Regions from separate parts of the Homo sapiens genome. Here all the other regions are linked to region 2. A link is a contact called in ENCODE Hi-C or POLR2A ChIA-PET data. All regions are on one chromosome and are shown on one strand. Each heading gives the region's core, a stretch centred on a gene start or an enhancer-like site at or near the end of the contact. The rest is flanking DNA. Distances are from core to core; before and after follow the strand shown. Region 1 overlaps GPCPD1 (glycerophosphocholine phosphodiesterase 1). Region 2 holds the start of PANK2 (pantothenate kinase 2). Region 3 holds the start of PTPRA (protein tyrosine phosphatase receptor type A). Region 4 has its middle 35 kb from the start of TMEM230.

Region 1 (3,166 bases), core at 573-3,072, 1.7 Mb after region 2:
TATAATGGTGGCTAAGAGCACGAGGTAACAGTGGCTGCTTGCATTTTTCACACGTAACAAAAACACTTAATGACTCCCAAAGGAAATACATTTTTTAACAAGAGCTAATCCATGATTTGTATCCTAGACCCCTGCCTAAACCCTTGTTCATATGCAGCCCAAGGGTGTCAAATGTAAAAGTCTGAAGGAAAAGAATCCTTTCAGCAAATAAGTATCTTTAGAATAAAAGGAAAATGATTAACTTTTTTTCTTTTCTGAATATGAAAACAATCCCAAAATAATGAATTGTGAACAGGCAAATTTAGAATAGATATGCCAAAGGCCTCCAGAAAAGATAGGGGTCTTATCAATAACATCTTTGAAAAAATCTAAAAGGAATCAATTAAATTTTGATCAGAGTTAACACAGCCACTAAGAGATGGCTGCTGTGAAATAATTTTTTTAATTACTCACTTAAAACAGGCTATATACTTCTCTAAATGTATTTACATCACATAAGGATTAAAAAACAAAACCAAAAGTAAAAGCTCTGCAAGTGGTTCCTAACTAGTTTACAAAAGTTACCGAAAATGCACACTTACAGAGAACACATTAAAACCAATTTCATAAGAATACTGCAGAACATACTTACTATGTCTTTTTAAAATTCCATGGCAGACATCATCTGCCTCTGAAGTGGCTACTTCCTTGGTTTTGGTAAATTTTATTAATCAAGAGTTCTATTCCTTATTTGACCAAAGCAAATGCATTTTACTTTGAACGTGTTCAAACTTAAGTGAGTTGCTTTTGAAGGAAGTGCTAAAGGAATTGGAAACTAGATAAAGAAAACATACCTTTGGTTCTAAAAAGTACCCTTTGAAGTAGCGATACTGAACTGATACTCCTCTACTGAGTACAATGGTTGCTTTCCATAGCATGCTGTGAAGAAAGAAAATTAAAAGCAGCAGCATCAATATCAAACTACAGTGCATAAAGACTTCTTAATTCACAAAACTCCTCAAATAAAACGTATGACCAATATCACTTATTTATTCCTACACAAAATTTTACAGGCCTACTCTGTAGCAGGCAATGGGAACACAGGGGTATATACTGCAGAAAGAGCCTTATCTTCAAAGAGCTTCCTTTGCTGTGTGGGTAGACAGAAAAATAACCAAAGAAGATAGACAGAACGAAGTTCTGGAGGAGGCTTTTAAAAGGAAGGAAGGTTTTAATGAGGAAGCGCTGTCTGAGCTCAGGTCTAAATGATGAGAAGGAACCAGCCATATAAAGAGCCAGGATAAGTTTCCAAACAGAAAATTCAAGTTGTACAAAAGTGGAAGCCAGAGTCAGAATCTTCTGTGACTTCCCACTTAGCGAGGGATGTTACATGGCTGATAAGAGACTTTGGGTCGCAGCTTTTGTGTCACAAATGAGAGATAAACATGAGTTACACTCCTATTCTTGACTATCCGTTATTCTAAGCTGTCCTACCCAGGCTCTGGCTATTCCTCAGACAAGCAGTCAGAACCTGTATCTTGTTTCAGGCCAATGTCTTTCTCTGAACTATGTTATTCTAACAGAAACTAAAGATTTGACTCAACAGCTGCCTTAAGGTCAAGAATTCACTACAATTCATTACTGTAACTGAGTTTTAGCTTCAAATAATAAACTAGTGCTATCCACAGCATGGTCCCAGACCATCATTAGTAGCTGGGAGCTTCTTAGAAATGCAAATTCTCAGGCCCTACCCAGACTTATTGAATTAGGAACTCTGGGGGTGGGGGCCCAGTAACCTGTATTTTAACAAGCCTCCAGGTAACTTTTTTTTTTTTGAGACGGAGTCTTGCTCTGTCACCCAGAGTGAAGTGCAGTGGCGCGATCTCAGCTCACTGCAAGCTCCGCCTCCCGGGTTCATGCTATTCTCCCACCTCAGCGTCCCCAGTAGCTGGGACTACAGGCACCCGCCACCACGCCTGGCTAACTTTGTTTTTTTATTTTTAGTAGAGACGGGTTTCACCGCATTAGCCAGGATGGTTTCGATCTCCTGACCTCATGATCCAACCGCCTCGGCCTCCCAAAGTGCTGGGATTACAGGCATGAGCCACCAGGCCCGGCCGCCTCCAGGTAACTTTTATAAACACTTTGAGAACCCCTGTCATAGACCATTAACCAAACGTTAATTCAGCATGAGTAGTTTAGCCCTACCTGGCTCTGCTAAGACAGGTTTTAGGGCATTGTCCTTACTCTGATACAAGCTTAGCTCCTAAAATAAATACAGATATAGCTCATTGTATTGCACTTTATTATACTTCACAGATACTGTGTTTTTTACAAATTGAAGGTCTGTGGCAAACTTGAGTCGAGCAAGTCTATCAGTGCCATTTTCCCAACAACATGTGCTTACTTCGTGTCTATGTCACAGTTTGGCAAATCTCATAATGTTTCAAACTTTTTTGTTATTATTATATCTGTTATGGTGATTGCATGCTACAGAAAAATCTTTCATGAAAGGAACAGTTAATCAATGTAGTAAACTTCACTGTCTTATTTTAAGAAATTGACACTGTCCTTCAACCTTCAGCAACCACGACTCTGATCAGTTAGCAGCCATCAACATTGAGACAAAACTCTCCACCAGCAAAAAGATTGCAATTCACTAAAGGCTCAAATGATTGTATCATTTTTTAGCAATAAAGTATTTTTTAATTAAGGTATGTACATTTTTAAAAATCACTGCTTTAAACAAACCAACATGGAACATGTATATATATGTAACAAACCTGCACGTTCTGCACATGTACCCTAGAACTTAAAGTATAATAATAAAAAATAAATAAATAATAAATAAGTAAAAATCACTGCTTTAAAGCAAGAATAGCAAATGCTGCCAGGCGTGGTGGCTCACGCCTGTAATCCCAACTCTTTGGGAGGCTGAGGTGGGCGGATCATGAGGTCAGGAGTTCAAGACCAGCCTGACCAACATTATGAAACCACATTTCTACAAAAAATATAAAAATTAGCCAGGCGAGATGGCACAAGCCTGTAATCCCAGCTACTCAGGAGGCTGAGGCAGGCGAATCACTTGAACCTGGGAGGCTGAGGTTGCAGTGAGCCCAGATCGCGCCACTGTACTCCAGCCTGGGTGACAGAGTGAGATTCCATCTCAAAACAAAAACAAAAACAA
Region 2 (3,076 bases), core at 557-3,056:
TGGGATTACAGGAGTTGAGCCACTGCGCCCGGCCGCTTTCTTTTGGTTATCATAAGGCGGGCAGTAGCTGAACTTCTCAGGAGTCCAAGCTCTGTCATTCTTTAGGCTTTGTGCTTCTGGATAAGTTACCTCATCATCCAAATGTTACTGCAAGGACTAAGTGAGATGTAGAGGCAGTGGGCAAATTGTGTAAAAATACTACTGTTTCAAGTGTTTTGATGTTGGAGTTCATCTTGCCAGCCAAGGGATGATGATACTTTGATTCTTCAGGATGATCAGAGCTCAGACTTGGACGGAAGCTCCCTCAGGTCAAGGAGGACCACATTTTTTGGGGGGTGGAGAGAGGAGGCAGAAAGAGAGGCAATGTCAGGCACTGAGATTTAGAAGAGTAGCTATAGCTGTTTTTGGTTCTTGTAGATCCGTCTGTGTTGGCTTCCTACAGGAGCTAGAATTTTCAGAGCTAGTCCTACAGTGAGGGGAGCTAACGTGGAGTGGGCGTGAGAATTCTATTCAGCAAGCACAAGCGAAGCTCAACCTTTTTGTTCAGCCTGCTACAACCAATCATTATGGGAGAGGGGAATAAGGATCACTGCCCAAGGGGCATTAGGATCACTGCCCAGTGGGCATTACAGTCTCCCCAGGGAGGCACTCTTTTTTATTTTTTATTTTTTTTGAGACGGAGTTTCGCTCTTGTTGCACAATGTTGGGTCACTGCAGCCTCCGCCACCCGGGTTCAAGCAATTTTCCTGCCTCAGCTTCCCAAGTAGCTGGGATTATAGGCATGGGCCACCACGCCCCGCTAATACGGAGGCACTTTTAATTAGCCCACAGTCCAGTGAAATTTGACGGAGTGAGGAAGTGACCTCAGAGTACAGAACGGGATGGGATCCTTCCGGGCTTGGGCAGCCTTTGGTAGTGGGGATGCTTGGAAGGGTCAGGGTCTCAGTCCTGGAGGTGACCAATTTTTCTCTCCAAAAGAGAAAGGAAGATGATTAAAAAAAAAATCCATGCTCCAAAGCGGCAGCCAAATCCTTCTATGGCCCCCAATGCATCACCCAGAAAGGGGCTCCAGACTCTCCTGCAAAAGGCCAACTCTACTTCCCGGCTCCCACTTCCCCTCCTTCGCCACAGGAGGGTGGCGAAGGATTTATAACCCACCTCTTTCTTTCAGTTGCCATGGAGACAAGCCCCAGTCCTTTCATTCCTTCTGGTACCTCTCTCTCCAACGCAGGCGGAAAGGAGGCGGCTTAGCCCAAACATGCTGGGGGAGGGGCTGGCGGCCTCGACGGCAGCTGCGGAACTAGGCCGAGGGACAAAGGCTAAGGTCAGCCGCGGTTCAAGCCCTTTCGTCTGCCGACGACCAGCGGCCAGACGCTGCGGGAGCACTGCTGGGCTGGAGGAGGGCTCGAGCTGCGAGGACGGCACGGAGCAGCGGGGTGGGACTCGGGGTCGCCCCAGGAGAGTTCCGCGGCCCGGGGGGGCAGAGGCATGCACAAGTGGGGGGCGGAAGGAGGGGGTGGATGAGGAGGCTCGGGCCCTTCCACCCACGCGTCCATTGGGCGGCGCCGCCATCACTCTCTTCTGGGCTACACCGCCTTCTCTTCCTCCGCGGAACCCGGATCCCCTCCTCCACCACCCTCTCCCCGCCCCGTCACGATAGCCTCTCATTGGACGGAGGCACGGTCAATCCTCCTCGAGTTAGGGAGCCGACTGGACGCGAGGCCTTTGGGCCGTCCCCAGCCTCGTCGGATTGGCTTCCTGCGCGTTGGCGCAACGGAAGAGGCGGCCGGCCGAGGGCGCGCCTCTGCTCTGGCTGGACTGCCGCGGAGGAGGCGAGAAGGAATCCGACGCTGGGGGGCTTGCTCGGGCGGCAGCGACTGCTGCTGCGGATGGGAGGGGGCCGGCTCGGCGCGCCCATGGAGCGCCACGGCAGGGCTTCCGCCACCTCCGTCTCGTCGGCTGGGGAGCAGGCGGCCGGGGACCCCGAAGGGCGGCGGCAGGAGCCACTGCGGCGCCGGGCGAGCAGCGCGTCGGTGCCCGCGGTCGGGGCCTCGGCTGAGGGCACGAGGCGGGATCGACTGGGCTCTTACAGCGGCCCCACCTCGGTCTCCCGCCAGCGCGTCGAAAGCCTGAGGAAAAAGCGGCCGCGTAAGTGTTCCGTGGGGCGCCCTCCCGGCCCGCCCTGCCCCCCCTTCCGGCCCACCCTGTCCCCTTCCGGCCCCGCCGCCGTTTTTCCCGCGCGCGGACACTGTCCCCGCACGGTGGTCCCTCGTTGGTGCGTGGCCTGACATCCGGCTGGAGGCCTCGGGTGCTCCGAAAGCGGTACCTTCGGGGGCCCCCCCGCACCCATTGGTATGCACTTCCCGCTTGTTGGAGTGGAGGGCTTTTCCCCAGGACCTGTCCTCCCTTTTCTTAGCTCCTTGGGCATTCTCTTCCTGAGGGTCACATGATTTTATCCTCGAGAAGGCTTCTTTTGACTCATTTCCACCTCCTTTCCTCCCAAATCCTTTGAATCCCCAATGTTTGTTTTCCGTGGGTTTCCAAAGAGCTGCTCTCTAATACTTTAAGTCCCTTTTATTCGTCAATTTCGGGCTTACTGGAAAATGGTGAACTGCCCCTTGAGTTGCACCAGGCCTGAAACTGTATTCCGTGCACCTCTAAGGTGGCTGCCCTTCTTCTCGTGAGAATCCAGGTCATCTCTCACCCACATATCCCCTCCGTTTTCCTTCTGTCTATTTGCAGGTACTCACGATTCAGAACTGTGGCATTCTGGGCATTAAGGCTCTTTGTTTTGAGGGGAAACAACATCTTTCTGAATTTTGCCTTGGGAGTTGCATACGCTCCTCCCAGAGAATCCGTTTCCCCATTTTATTAGGTTTCTTTTTCTGTGTTGTGTATTTTCTCCCCTTTACAAGTCTTCAATTCAGGACCGCTGCCTGGCAGCCATTGCTGCTGTTGAAAGTATCAATTGTCCTGATACTGTAATATGAGCTTTACAGTGTGATGCCATTTTACATATGGTTGGACTTTTTGGTGGGTGTTGCCAGATTCCTATTTCAGGAAATTGACTTGTTTA
Region 3 (3,028 bases), core at 78-2,577, 1.0 Mb before region 2:
TGGGGCACAGAGTCCCTAACTGGCGCCCCAACAGAAGGCGGTGGTGGGGACCGGAGATGGTAGGACTGGAGATGGTGGGGGCTGCTGGGAGCCCCTTTTGCGCCGCAGTGTTTCCTGCCATGAAGAGTTGCCGCCGGTCACAACCCTTCCCCGGGGGCGCCCCGAATGTGGGACTCCTTCCGGCCTGGGGTGCGTGAGGGGGACTCAGGGGTTGCCCGGTCTGGAGGAGAGACTCGCCGCCACCTACCCCGGGAACCGCAGACTCTGGGTCTGGGATAAAGCGTCCCCTACCCGCAAGCTCGGTTTGTGCGCTACTGTGCAATCTGTCTTTTGCCTGCAGACGCCCAGCCGCTCGCCCTGCGCGGGTCTCGGAATGTCCAGGGGTCCCTACTGGGGATCACAACCCGGCGAAATGTCGCATTTGCCACCACCTATCTCGACTGCGTAATCGGCTTTCAGCCGCAGACGCTCAGGTCCTGCAGCACCCGCGGGGATCCGTGTAGGAACCTGCTGCCGCTGGATGGACTGAGCGATTGCTTCGCGGGTGTCACGCACCAGACGCCGTGCCGGGAGCGCCGGGAAGGGGGTACGCGCCCCAACCCCGGCCGGGGGAGGGCGCACTCTGGCTCCTCTCTGCGTTTTGAGCCTCCCCTCCCCCGCCAGGCGTATCGCAAAAGGCACCTCCATCGCAGAGCACCATGTGTTGTGCTTCTACTCAGCTCGGTGGCGAGCGGGGCCCCAGCATGCGCATCTGGAAAGCGGGGGAGATTACCCTGGAGCTCGGGTGGGGACGGCGTGGGCTGACTTGATATAAGACGACACCCACGGAGCCAGATCCGTTCTAGGGACTTGGCAGGTTCCTCTCCCTCCCCAGTGAGATCCGTCGTTCTTTGCAGCAATTAGGGGAGGGAAAAAAAAGACCCACAGTATCACGTTTGGAGAGGGTTAGGAAGATGGCTCTCGAGTTGCAGGCCGCCCTGGTGGCTAGACATTGGTGTAGTTTGTGCCTGGCCTCGGTTTCCTGATCTGTAAACTGGGAAGAAGGCCCAAGTCATGAGGCCTGTGACTGTAGAATGGCTGAAGGCACTGGTGCACTCGCAGCCGGTCCTTCCGGGGTCCAGCTTCCCGAAGGACTGGGCAGCCCCGGGGCGAACCCCTCTGGAGCTACCAGGAGAACGTGCGACCGGGTTCGGCGCCCCAGCCGGCAAGTGAGCGCCCAGCGGAGCGCAAGGGCGGGGCCCGCGCGGGCCGGAGACGCCCGTTCGCTGTCGGCCAACCAGCGCCTGTCTCTGAACAGCCAATGAACACGCGTCTTACAGCCAAGGCCGGGTCGGGAGCGAGGCTGCGGCGAGTGCGGCGCTGACAGAGACGCGCGCGCGCGCGATCGCGCTCGGACCCCGGCCGCTGCCGCCATCACTGTCGCCCGCCCAGTCGCCCCTCAGCCGCTTCCCCTCGCCATGGAGGCGAGGCCGCCGCCGCCGCCGCGGGGCTCGGAGCCGCGGGCCGGGCGGCGGCCCTGAGGGCTAGTGGCGGCCCGAAACGCCGCCGCGGAGCCGAGGCGGAGCCGCTGTCCTCGTCCCCAGCGGTCCCGCCCAACGCCCGACTCTGTGAGTGTTCGCGGCCGCTGCGCCCGGGTGGGCTCCGGAAGGGGGAGCGGCTCCCGGGGGCGGTGGGAGGGGTCCCGGGCCACAGCCCAGAGCCCGGAGCCCGAAGCCCTAAGCCATCTTTTCCGGGTAGAAGCCTGCGGGCGCCTGCAGGTTGATTGTGCATCCTTGCGGGTCCGTCGCGGGGAGGGGGTCCCCGGAAACGTGCCGGCCCGAGTGCCGACCCCTCGCGACTGCCCAGGAACTTTGCATGCGTCCTTCTGGGACCAGGCCAGGGCACTGCCAGAGTTGATTCTCAGAGAAGAAACTTAGAACGGCGAGAACAGAATTTGCTCAGGTCCATTTAATGGGAGGAAAGAGGAAAACTCTTGGCATGAGAAAATTTGCTTTTGCAGTGACCAACTTTTCTTTCCCTTCAAGTCCACCTCCCTCGGTCCCCCGGCCCGTCTCCCAGGCCCCTCTCCTTGCCGCCCTCTCCCAACTGTTGAGGCTGTTTAAGAAGGGAAATAAGGGCTGAGAGCTGCCCAGAATTCAGAATAGGCCAATTGAGAACGCAGGTCCCCTCCCTTTTTACTTTCGGTAAATAAAAAATTTTTTTTGAAAAAATTAGTTACTAATTATATCTCCTGAAGATTAAAAAAAAAAAATAGCAGAGCAGAGTCCTGTCTTGAGGGTTTCGTTTTTATTTTTGAGATCACTGATGATATTTGTAAGACAGGAAAAGAAGAATGTGCAAATCCACCCTCTGCAGGGTGAACGCCATCAGAAGCCTTTGCTCAGGAGAGGGATTCCGGCTCTAGAACCAGTCCACATCACCCTGGAGATGGCTTCGTTTGCCACCTGCTAGCTGTGCAGGCAGCCTGAGAAACAGAAGATGGTGGGCGAGAGGAGGACTGACTAGGAAAGGGCGAACATCTTCCTGCCTGGCCACTCCTTTCAGAAACAGATCTGATGCTGTCACTTGTTTACTTAAAAACTCCCTCGCTTTTCTTTTTCCCATGGGATGAATGAAGCCTAAAATGCCTTATCAGGTCATACAAAGCCCTTGACAATCTTGCCTCAATTTACTCCTTTACTTTTAGCCTAATCGGATCCTCCAATTCTCCTTCCCCTCATCCCGCTTGCTGGCTAGTATTCAGAGCTGCTTGACTGCCCCCTCACATGTTGGGATGTTTTTGTTTTATGTGATCCTCTTTCTTCCCCACCTTTACCTGCCAAGCTCCACTTTTTCTTTTAAAGTTCTTCTCATTTGAGAAGCTTCTTGCGGGCAGGAGCTGTGTCTTGCCCACCTTTCTATCTCCCGTGGTGGGAGAATCCTCCAAGTTGTCTTGTAGATTCTTTCCAATCTCTTCTCTCTTATGCCTAGGCTCTGTTTATTTCCCGGTATCCACTTCCCAAGAGATTTTTTCGTGTTTTGAAGGCCT
Region 4 (3,202 bases), core at 576-3,075, 1.2 Mb after region 2:
CTACACCTGGCTAATTTTTGTATTTTTAGTACAGACGGGGTTTCGCCATGTTGGCCAGGCTAGACTCGAACTCCTGACCTCAGGTGATCCACCCACCTTGGCCTCTCAAAGTGCTGGGATTACAGGTGTGAGCCACCATGCCCAGTCAATTGATATTCTTTAAATTCATTCATACATTCTTTCAACAAATATTGGCAGAGTGCAGTGGCTCACACCTGTAATCCCAGCACTTTGAGAGGCCAAGGCAGGAGGATTGCTTGAGCCCAGGAGTTCGAGATCAGCCTGGGCAACATAGTGAGACCCCATCTCTACAAAAAACAAACAAAATTAGCTGAACATGGTGGCATGTGCCTGTAGTCCCAGCTACTCGGGAAACTGAGGTGGGAGGGTCATTTGAGCTCAGGAAAGTAGAGGCTGCAGTGAGCTGAGATTGTGCCACTGCACTCCAGCCTAGGCAACAGAGCAAGACCCTGTCTCAAAAACAAAACAAAACAAAACAAAAACCAAACATTTACTGAGTCCCAGCTATCTGACAGGCTATCCTAAATGTTGAGGTTACACAGTGACCAAAATAGACAAAAATCTGGTCCTTGGCCTGGTGTGGTGGCTGACGCCTGTAATCCCAACATTTTGGGAGGTGGGTGGATCACCTGAGGTCAGGAGTTCCAGACCAGCCTGGTCAACATGGCAAAATCCCGTCTCTACTAAAAATACAAAAATTAACTGGGCATGGTGGCGCACACCTGTAATCCCAGCACTTTGGGGGGCTGAGGTGGGTGGATCACTTGAGGTCAGGAGTTCAAGACCAGCTTGACCAATATGGTGAAACTCCATCTCTACTGAAAATACAAAAATTAGCAGGGTGTGGTGGCAGGCGCCTGTAGTCCCAGCTACTTGGGTAGTTGAGGCAGGAGAATCACTTGAACCTGGGAGGCAGAGGTTGCAGTGAGCTGAGATTGCAACAGCGCACTCCAACCTGGGCAAGAGAGCAAGACTCAACTAAAAAAAAAAAAATCTGTGCCCTTGTGGATTCCATCTTACTAGGGGAAATACTTGTAAGTAAGATAAATTTGTGAAATATATACTATGATGGTAGTGAGTATTAAGGAGAAAAATGAATCAGGATCAGAGATAAGTAGCATGGGGCCTGGGGGCTTAGCTTCACTGAGGTGATATTTGTATCAACACTTCATGAATGACACACAGACATCAACCTCACTGCCCCATGGAAGTATAATCTGAGGCAGAGCAGTAGAAACTGGCTCAGGAGAAAAGGGAGGATGCAGACATGTCAATTAGACACAGCCAAAGATGCTTCATGATTTCCTGGGTGTGTGACCTGTGTAGACGCCCAGGGACCCATGCTTAGAGGGACTCTGTGCTTGATTTAATGCTCTGCTGTCACCCTCTTGAAGTTTTTAATCAGTTTTTAAACAAGGGACTGCGCATTTTCATTTGGCACTGGGCCCCACAAGTTACAAGTTATGTAGCCGGTCCTTCACTCTGTTGAATAAACAATGGCTTCTCCCTATCACCCTCTTTGGAAGCACAGATACTCCCAGCAAATGCTAATCATTCATGTTTCTAATTTCCTGGGGTGACTTGTTTTTCCTCTAACAGGTGTGAAGTATGAGATAGAGACTGTATCATCCAGGGTAGGCTGGGATATGCTGCATGACAGAAACCCCCAAATCTAGTGGCTTAACACAACAAAGGTGTACTTCACTCTCGCACTTTGTGTTCATTATGGGTCAACGCGGGGCTCTGTTGTGCATCACGATCACTCTAGGACCGTGGCAGAGGGAAAGTGAAACTGGCGGTTAGAGCCGCTACTCAGAAATGACACATATTGCTTGAACTCACATTTCCTCGCCAAGGCAAGTCATGTGGCGACGCCCTCCTTTAAGAGATGAGGAAGTTCAATCCAAACATGAGCCCACAGAACTGGGCCACTTGTCTTTTGGTGTGTTTTTTTGAGACACAGACTCTTGCTCTGTTGCCCAGGCTGGACTGCAGTGGTGTGATCATGGTTCCCTGCAGCCTCAACCTCCTGGCCTCGAGCAATCCTCCTGCCTCAGCCTTCCAAGTAGCTGGGACTACAAGCATGCACCAATGGGCCCAGCCTACATTTGTTAATTAGTTATTCCAACACTATTTATTAAACAAGCTATCCTTTCTCTGGTGATTTTAATTGCCCATTTATCACATACAAAATTTTGCTGATATTTGTGACTCTTTTTGCATAGTGTTTCTGTTCCATTGATTTTTCTTTCAATGCCTATGCAGAATCACCCTGTTTTAATTTCTGTAGGTTTATAATGCCATTTTATTTTATTGTTTTAGAGACAGGGTCTTGCCATGTTGCCCAGGCTGGCCTTGATCTCCTGGGTTCAAGGAATCCTCCTGCCTCAGCCTTCTGAGTAGCGGGACTACAGGCACAAGACAGCATGCCTGATTTGTAATGTCATTTAATATCAAAGAGGTTAAGTATTCTCAAGTTTCCCCTTTGACTTTTCCTTGGCTATTATATTAATCTTTTATTTCTAGATAGATTTCAGAACCACTTTGTTGAATTCCCCCACTCCTTCTATGTGATTTTGATTAGAATGGAATTGCATTTGTAGATGAATTTGCATTTCTTTATAATATTGAGACTTTAGGTTTTTGTTTTGTTTTTAGAGACAGCTTGCTCTGTCACCGAGGCTGGAGTGCAATGGCACAATCATAGATCACTACAGCCTCCAACTCCTGAGCTCAAGTCATCTTCCCACCTCAGCTGGGACTACAGGTGCATGCCACTGCACCCAGCTTTTACTAGTGTAATGAAATAATCTTTCCATCTCCTGGGAGAATGGTCACTCACGACTGAAATTCACTGAAATTTTTAAAAAAGAAGAAAAAAAAATTGGAAAGCCTTATTTTCTCTCTCTCCTTTCTTTTTTGAGACAGGGTCTTGCTCTGTTGTCCAGGCTGGAGTGCAGAGGTGCGATCCTGGCTCACTGCAACCTCTGCCTCCCAGGCTGAGGTGATCCTCCTGCCTCAGCTTCCCGAGTAGCTGGGACTACAGGTATGCACCCCCATACCTGGCTAACTTTTGTATTTTTAGTTTAAAAAACTGCATAGTTTTTGTTTGTTTGAAAAAAATCATTACATCTTACTGAGATACTTAAGAAGATTATTTTATAAAACTAATAAAAGCTGG

What was found. A loop is a pair of places that touch in the nucleus more often than their neighbours do. ChIA-PET counts read pairs that join two places held with the same protein, here RNA polymerase II (POLR2A). Pooled maps may share reads with other maps.
Region 1: a pooled map shows a loop between it and region 2 (2.4-fold over the local background). The contact joins the enhancer-like site here to the promoter of PANK2 in region 2. A Hi-C loop is called at or near these places in 4 of 50 pooled maps. POLR2A ChIA-PET finds 5 or more read pairs at or near these places in 2 of 52 experiments (HepG2 and OCI-LY7).
Region 3: a map of sigmoid colon shows a loop between it and region 2 (9-fold over the local background). The contact joins the promoter of PTPRA here to the promoter of PANK2 in region 2. A Hi-C loop is called at or near these places in 1 of 168 maps with a recorded cell type or tissue (sigmoid colon) and 4 of 50 pooled maps. POLR2A ChIA-PET finds 5 or more read pairs at or near these places in 1 of 52 experiments (activated B cell).
Region 4: a pooled map shows a loop between it and region 2 (5-fold over the local background). The contact joins the enhancer-like site here to the promoter of PANK2 in region 2. A Hi-C loop is called at or near these places in 1 of 50 pooled maps. POLR2A ChIA-PET finds 5 or more read pairs at or near these places in 3 of 52 experiments (GM12878, activated CD4-positive, alpha-beta T cell and activated T-cell).

Annotation. Positions count from the first base shown.
Region 1 is chr20:5,592,494-5,595,659 of GRCh38, forward strand. It overlaps GPCPD1 (glycerophosphocholine phosphodiesterase 1), which reads right to left. Exons shown (of 20, transcript NM_019593.5): 4 at 834-918. Among named protein-coding and RNA genes, the nearest start is that of GPCPD1, 17 kb to the right of the region's middle. RefSeq lists a silencer at 730-1,024. Within about 2 kb of position 1,823, at least 5 of the 41 ENCODE cell types and tissues checked have a DNase peak (open chromatin) inside an H3K27ac peak, as active enhancers do; they include OCI-LY7, where a contact is called at or near this core.
Region 2 is chr20:3,887,581-3,890,656 of GRCh38, forward strand. PANK2 (pantothenate kinase 2) reads left to right here and starts at 1,807. Exons shown (of 7, transcript NM_001386393.1): 1 at 1,807-2,148. The coding sequence starts at 1,851. It overlaps PANK2-AS1 (PANK2 antisense RNA 1), which reads right to left and starts at 1,593. Exons shown (of 2, transcript XR_001754478.3): 1 at 1,159-1,593; 2 at 1-969. RefSeq lists an enhancer at 882-1,433 and silencers at 1,442-1,501, 1,692-2,191.
Region 3 is chr20:2,872,154-2,875,181 of GRCh38, forward strand. It overlaps PTPRA (protein tyrosine phosphatase receptor type A), which reads left to right and starts at 1,328. Exons shown (of 24, transcript NM_001385305.1): 1 at 1,328-1,607. RefSeq lists enhancers at 1-75, 76-705, 706-1,337, 1,338-1,967 and silencers at 452-591, 1,212-1,281, 1,462-1,511, 1,522-1,801.
Region 4 is chr20:5,076,831-5,080,032 of GRCh38, forward strand. It overlaps a transcript of TMEM230 not described here. Among named protein-coding and RNA genes, the nearest start is that of TMEM230, 35 kb to the right of the region's middle. RefSeq lists an enhancer at 2,087-2,156. Within about 2 kb of position 1,826, at least 23 of the 41 ENCODE cell types and tissues checked have a DNase peak (open chromatin) inside an H3K27ac peak, as active enhancers do.